Regions from separate parts of the Mus musculus genome. Here region 2 is linked to region 1. The links are chromatin loops, found by intact Hi-C in ENCODE. Cell type or tissue: gastrocnemius. All regions are shown on one strand. Links, peaks and the distances in the headings refer to the core of each region. The heading gives the core; the rest is flanking DNA.

Region 1 (2,924 bases), core at 91-2,590:
TCTCCCTGAGCTGTAGCATGAGTTCAAGGCTATCCTGGAGGATTTAAGGAGACCCTGTCTAAAAGCAAAGGAAGAAATGACCCCTGGGACTTAGCTTAATGGTAGAGTTCTTGTTTAGTGGCATCTTAAAAGAAATGAAGTAGATAAAAGGTATGCTTTCTTACTATGAGCATGCTTGAAATGCTCGGATAACCAAGAGAACCCTTTTATTTAACTAACCTGCTCCCCTTTCCTGCTGCCTCTGTGACAGAAACCCCTGCAGCCTGCCTTTCTCCCCGGCAGTTATCCACTTTCCTCTATCCACCGCCTACATCTCCTACAGCATGGATACCAACCCAACGCCACCCCTACACACACACACACACACACACACACACACACACACACACACAATTCCAGGTGTTGAGCTGAGAAAGTCCTCTGTTTATCTCCCACACCTGTGTGATTATACACCCCTAAACTTTAGGGAGCTAGTTTCATTTGCTGCTAAACAAGTAATTAAACTACACCTGAATTTGTAGCTGTTACCTGTTATATATAAAAATAATACATAAATGGAAAGGCTCGGGAGGGGTTGTAAGCTGGAGCAGCAGCAGAAATCACTACCTTGGCAGGAACATCCTCTGTACTGGGTTCAGGTGGGCACAACTCTTCAGCCCTAACTCTTGAAACTCTGGGTTGACAGAAGGGCCAACAGCCTACATTTTGACAACCTCTCAGGCCTTGTGATGTAAACAGACTCACTCCAGGGAGGAGTGGTCCTTTCCTACCGTTTGCCCCTCATTTCCCAGACTAGACATTCTCTAGAAGAGAGTGGGAACAGGGGGGTTCAGGGACAGCTGTAAAACTCACTTTGTCACACACTTTATGCAAAAAGCTTTGGCCTGGTCTCTAGGAACTTCATTGTTCTCCTTATGAAAGAGGAAGTCAGGGTTAGGGCTAGCCAGTGACTCAATCTTAAAAGCCACCCTTAAGAATTTCTACATCCTCCAAAAATAAGACCTAGAGATGTCAGAGAAAAAAACAACTTGTCCACGTGTGGATGGATGGCTCTGACTGCCTTCGTGCCAAGCCCCTGGGTGGCAGTCCAGAGCTACTTGGACCACTTAATGGCTCACTCCAGCCTTGATAAAGCCAAATAAACAAGGAAAAAAAATATTAGCTGTAAATGTCAGAGAGGTACAGCAAAAACAGCTTGGTACTCTTTTAGTTACGTGATCCAGATTCTTTTAACGGCTGTGTCATTCTAACCAAAATTTTAAAGGGTGCAGAAACCAGTCATTAGGTTGCTAGAGAATATTTCACACAGCATGTTAATTTATTGCACACTCGTGTGTATGTGTGTGTGTGTGTGTGTGTGTGTGTTAGCCTGGTTACAACTAAGACTCAGACACAGTCCTGTCAGCCATTTCTCAACCCACCCTCAGCGCTTTGAGCTTAGCAGTATTGTAGTATTGCCATTTTGAAGCAGACAGTTTTAGGAGAGAAAGGGCTACCTCACACCTTGCAAGGTTTTAAGCAGCCATCCCTGGCCTCTACTGACTCCTTCTCCCATGATTTTGACAATAACAAATATCCCCAGGTCTTACTAAATGACTCCTGTATTTTTCAAGGAATTTTAAGCAAAGATGTTTCTAAGAAATTATTGGGGGTCAGGTAGATTGTATTTGAGAGGAAATTATGTGGTCCATTCAACCACAGCTTTGCTTTATAGGACTCAAAGTTGTCAGGGTAAAATATACATCTCATAAATGGTAGATCACAAAATGTGATCTTAAGAACCTGAGTGGCTTCTTGCATGGCCACCACACGACAGCAACACAGTGACACAGTCTAATAAAGAAATGGGACTCACTTAAAAGTCACACAGCACTCATTGTAGCAGCAAGCTATGACCGTCTAACTGGGCAGATGCCTTTCTAGTTAGCAGTGTTATTTTTACACGACAGTGAAACTTGCCTCTTTAACTGTGAAGAATAAAGACAACTAGGCCAATTTACTCTAGTCACCTCAGTGATTATTCCTGATACATAGCTGAACCCGACATGTGAAAATCTCACTAAGATTTCATTGAACAGAAGGCAGGATTCTCAGCTGAGCTCCCTCATCTATCTCCATGCACACAGAGAACAACTCTACACACAAAAGGGACTCACCCTTCATGTACTTTCAGGAAGGGCGGAGCCATCAGCAGGAAAAACATCCAGAGGCAAAAGATAAACATGGGGGGAAAGTTGGAAGTACAATATTTACTACTTTAAAGTATAAAGACATAGCCATTGTGTAAATATATAGATTGTATTGTTTGTACTTGATTTTGGCAAAGGAAGCCGAGACGTAAATGTATATATTGCACAGCTGTATTAGAATTGTCTATTTTTTAAAGAGGAAACTGTCCTATTTCTCAACTGATAAGTACTCCTGGTAAGATGTAATATTTGCTGGTTTTAATTAAATGTGTCTTGTCATTTTTCTCTCCACCAAAAGTATATAAGATGGATGTATTTCCTTGTGTATCAACTTAGTGAATTTATCTGACTTCTTAAAAACAATCAAACTGTAGTAATTGACATAAAGAAAAGCCCAAGAGCCAGACAGAAACGTTTTATTTAACTGTAAATCATCCTTTTCATACCCTGTTGTTAAGTATCATTAAAAGTGTTTTGACAGTACGCTGCTCTCTCCTTGGGTTCTTACTGCAACACTACACATATCAGTACGTCTTAGGGACTGCTTTCGCTTCAGCACACATTCAAAGTTTAATTCTAGGCAACTCGAGCTGTCAGCTGCCTAAGTTTCTGTTCTCACAGAAAATGAAAGCACCTGATGTGCTGCAACCTGCAAAGCACAATTAAAACATTTGAATATTAAGTGGGGGAGGGGCTTAAGTGCTTCAAAACTTCAACACACTGAAATGAGCACAC
Region 2 (2,924 bases), core at 106-2,605, 62 kb before region 1:
CATCTATAATAGACTTTATTAGGGATGGTAAGGCTGTTTGGAGAGGAACACATCCACTGGCTATGTGGCAGTTGGACCTTGAATAAGACTAAAATAATAAAGAACTGACAGGGACAGAACAAGTAGGATCCTGGGAAAGAGAGTCATCCCCGTGGCTTCTCTCAGTATATACAAATTCAAGACACTGTTAAAAGGTATTTTTACAAGCAGATTACATTGATACTCTTGAGCTGATCTGATGACGTCAAAACCAGGGATATCAGATAATCAGATATCTAAATCCTGCCTTAGCCTTCCTATAACATTTCTTGTAAGCAGGAGACAACGGCTATTGGGAAACAAGGCTCTGCTCTATAATTGGCTAGGTTAGTGCCTTGGATACCAGTATGGACCTTTCTGGTAAGGTGCAGCTTTTAGCTAAGGATCTCACTTTTTTCCCTTTAACCAGTATCTAAACCCATCAGCCTGCACAGGCATACTGCAGCAGAGGGAGGAAAAGAGAGGATTCCTGTCTGTCTAAGGGGCTGAATCTAGGAAGGTAAAAAGCAGAAGGGAAGAGAGGACTGTGGGCTTGTCAGCCTGTCTGAATCCTCTCACTGTCTCAATCCTACCAAGAAAAGACATGGAACAGACTAAGCCATGGACAAAATTATCTAATCCACCATGGACTGGCCACTGTGCCTACGTGGGGTGCAGAAAATCCAGAGCATGGGCCCTGCCCTCTGGAGTGTGGAACAGTCTAGGAGGAAGATCTGCAGATTGGGAATGCTCAGATAAGAGGGCTCATTCAGTGCCAGGCCTTAAATCGCTGGTGCTTTTGTTGCTTCCCTGCCTCTACCGCTATTAACTCAACAGTAAGGGAACAACTTTCCTTTCCAAGGTCAGGGACAATAGTGATAGAAGATTTCCTCATGGCCTACGTCATTGGCCTGACCCAGTCAGTCTCCCAGGGGACAGCAAGCCAATGCTAGGCAGTCCTCGGTCAGTGGCCTTCACACCAAGGAGGAAAAATGAAGCGCGAGCCCTGGGCTCCAGAGCTGCCTGTTTGTTTTGACAATTGGCGCTGTGCCCTTCTCCACTTGTAATTTATGACAATTGCCCAGACGTTATGGAAGTAGCAGATGTGGGCAAACCGTTTCAACATTAACTTTCCTTCTGATACTAATGAAGTTAACTTTTGCTAGGAATTCCTTCAATAAATTGTGAGTGTTTGTTCTTGAGTCTGCACATCACACGCGCACGCACACGTGCACGCACGTACGCACGCACGCACACACGCACACACGCACGCACGCACGCACGCACGCACGCACGTCCTTTAGCTCATGGCTCTTTCACTGCTTATGCCGAAGCAGGTTTTGCCACCGTTTCCCTCCACTTAGTTGAACTTTCTTTATGATCTGTTTTACACGTGACTCCATCTCTTTTCTTCTAACACACTCAAGGTTCTAGTCCGAGTGCTCTTAAACTGTTATTTTAGAGTCCAGTTTGAGCTGTCCGGTGTGTCTTGCATTTCCAAGAATATAGGCATGTTTTACTTCCAGATCTACTAGATTTCAATGAAGCAATCTTGGCTATTTTAGTAGTTTTGTTTATTGGATTTTTTTTATTACACTCTAGACTCCTACTTTAATGATCTCATGACATCTCTTTATTACTTCTTGAGTTTTTCCCACTGTCTCCTATGAGCTGCATCCTTTCAAAAGCAAGGTGACCTCCAAGAAGAGCTGCCGTGCAGCCCTCTGGGTAAGAGTAACGTCTCCTCCTTCAGCGCAGCAGAGGCGAGCCAGCCTGCCTCCAGCCTGAATTTCCTACACCGGATGTTCAGTGTAGATGATGCAATCCTTATCACAAACAATCTGCAAGGGCCGGAGACATGTTTAAGATCATTTCCTGGAACTAGTTGTGATTTGCACTATTTCTTTGTGTAATCTGAAGGCTTGCCCCAAGAACAATCTGAGTTCATTCTATGACTCAGAAGCACTGTAACTAAAATCACTGGTTAGATGAAGACTAACTAAGAACGAGGAGTATTTCCAGTCATGGAAATGTATTTTCTTCTTTTGTCAAGGACTGGTACGTTTTACTTCCTTATAAAGAGAGAAGAACTATGAATGAATATAGCATCAGAGAGAAAATCTGCTGCATCTGATGTATGGGCACATTATTATTCTAATTTTTTGGTTAAGATAAATCTTATTAAAGGTCTTTATTTACTATAAGTGTGATAGCCCCCCCCCATAAATGTCTCTGTGGAAGAAATTTAAATAGAAAGGTCTATATAAGTGGGATTCAATTTTGTAACAGACATTAAACGGGTGTGTTATTGAATTTCCTATGCTTTAAATCGCTTTTTCCATCATCTGTTCTGGACATGAATCTGTGATACACACACACACACACACACACACACACACACACACACACACACATGCATACCACATTTGTGACTCATATTTGGAAGATGCCTGCTATTCTAGAGTGTTTGGAACATATCTTGGGAAATCATCCATGATCCCAAGACCTCCTGTCAGAGGTTCCTCCATGATAATACTGATTACTGGCTCCAGAACAAAGTTTATTTACAAGAGCAAAGAGCTTTTACACATATCCCTTTCTGGTACCCAGTCATCCAAACATTTCCCTCCATCAGAACATAGATGTAAGAAGGGCCAAGTGGCATAGACGAGAGGTAGTTGTTCACATTTTTAGGTACCCTATCATAAGCCAGTGTTGAGTTCTTGTCTAAAAGAGTTCTAAATGGACCCAGCATGATAGAATTGGGCATTTGGAAGGAAAAGAGATTGTCATAGAAACTGGTTACTTCTCTGTTGCTGTGGTAAAATACCATGACCAAGGCAATCTATGGAATGGAGGGTTTGCTCTGGCTAGAGTCTATGATGAGAAAACAGGGCAGCAAAGCA

The links. Peaks named below come from ENCODE experiments on the same cell type or tissue, not always from the same donor. Only the 100,000 strongest peaks of a DNase experiment are listed, where the experiment ranks them.
Region 2: it touches region 1 in a loop (2.3-fold over the local background); 6 of 42 quality-filtered maps call a loop at or near these places.

The regions. Positions count from the first base shown.
Region 1 is chr13:114,832,829-114,835,752 of GRCm38, reverse strand. Itga2 (integrin alpha 2) reads left to right here. Exons shown (of 30, transcript NM_008396.3): 30 at 1-2,672. Among named protein-coding and RNA genes, the nearest start is that of Mocs2, 16 kb to the right of the region's middle. In gastrocnemius, for the core only: a CTCF peak has its summit at 1,064; no DNase peak of the experiment used is centred there; H3K27ac peaks cover 2,500 bases.
Region 2 is chr13:114,895,012-114,897,935 of GRCm38, reverse strand. The region is part of intron 2 of Itga2 (integrin alpha 2); the gene reads left to right. Among named protein-coding and RNA genes, the nearest start is that of Gm34845, 27 kb to the left of the region's middle. In gastrocnemius, for the core only: no CTCF peak of the experiment used is centred there; a DNase peak (open chromatin) is centred at 1,044; H3K4me3 peaks cover 1,220 bases; H3K27ac peaks cover 1,900 bases.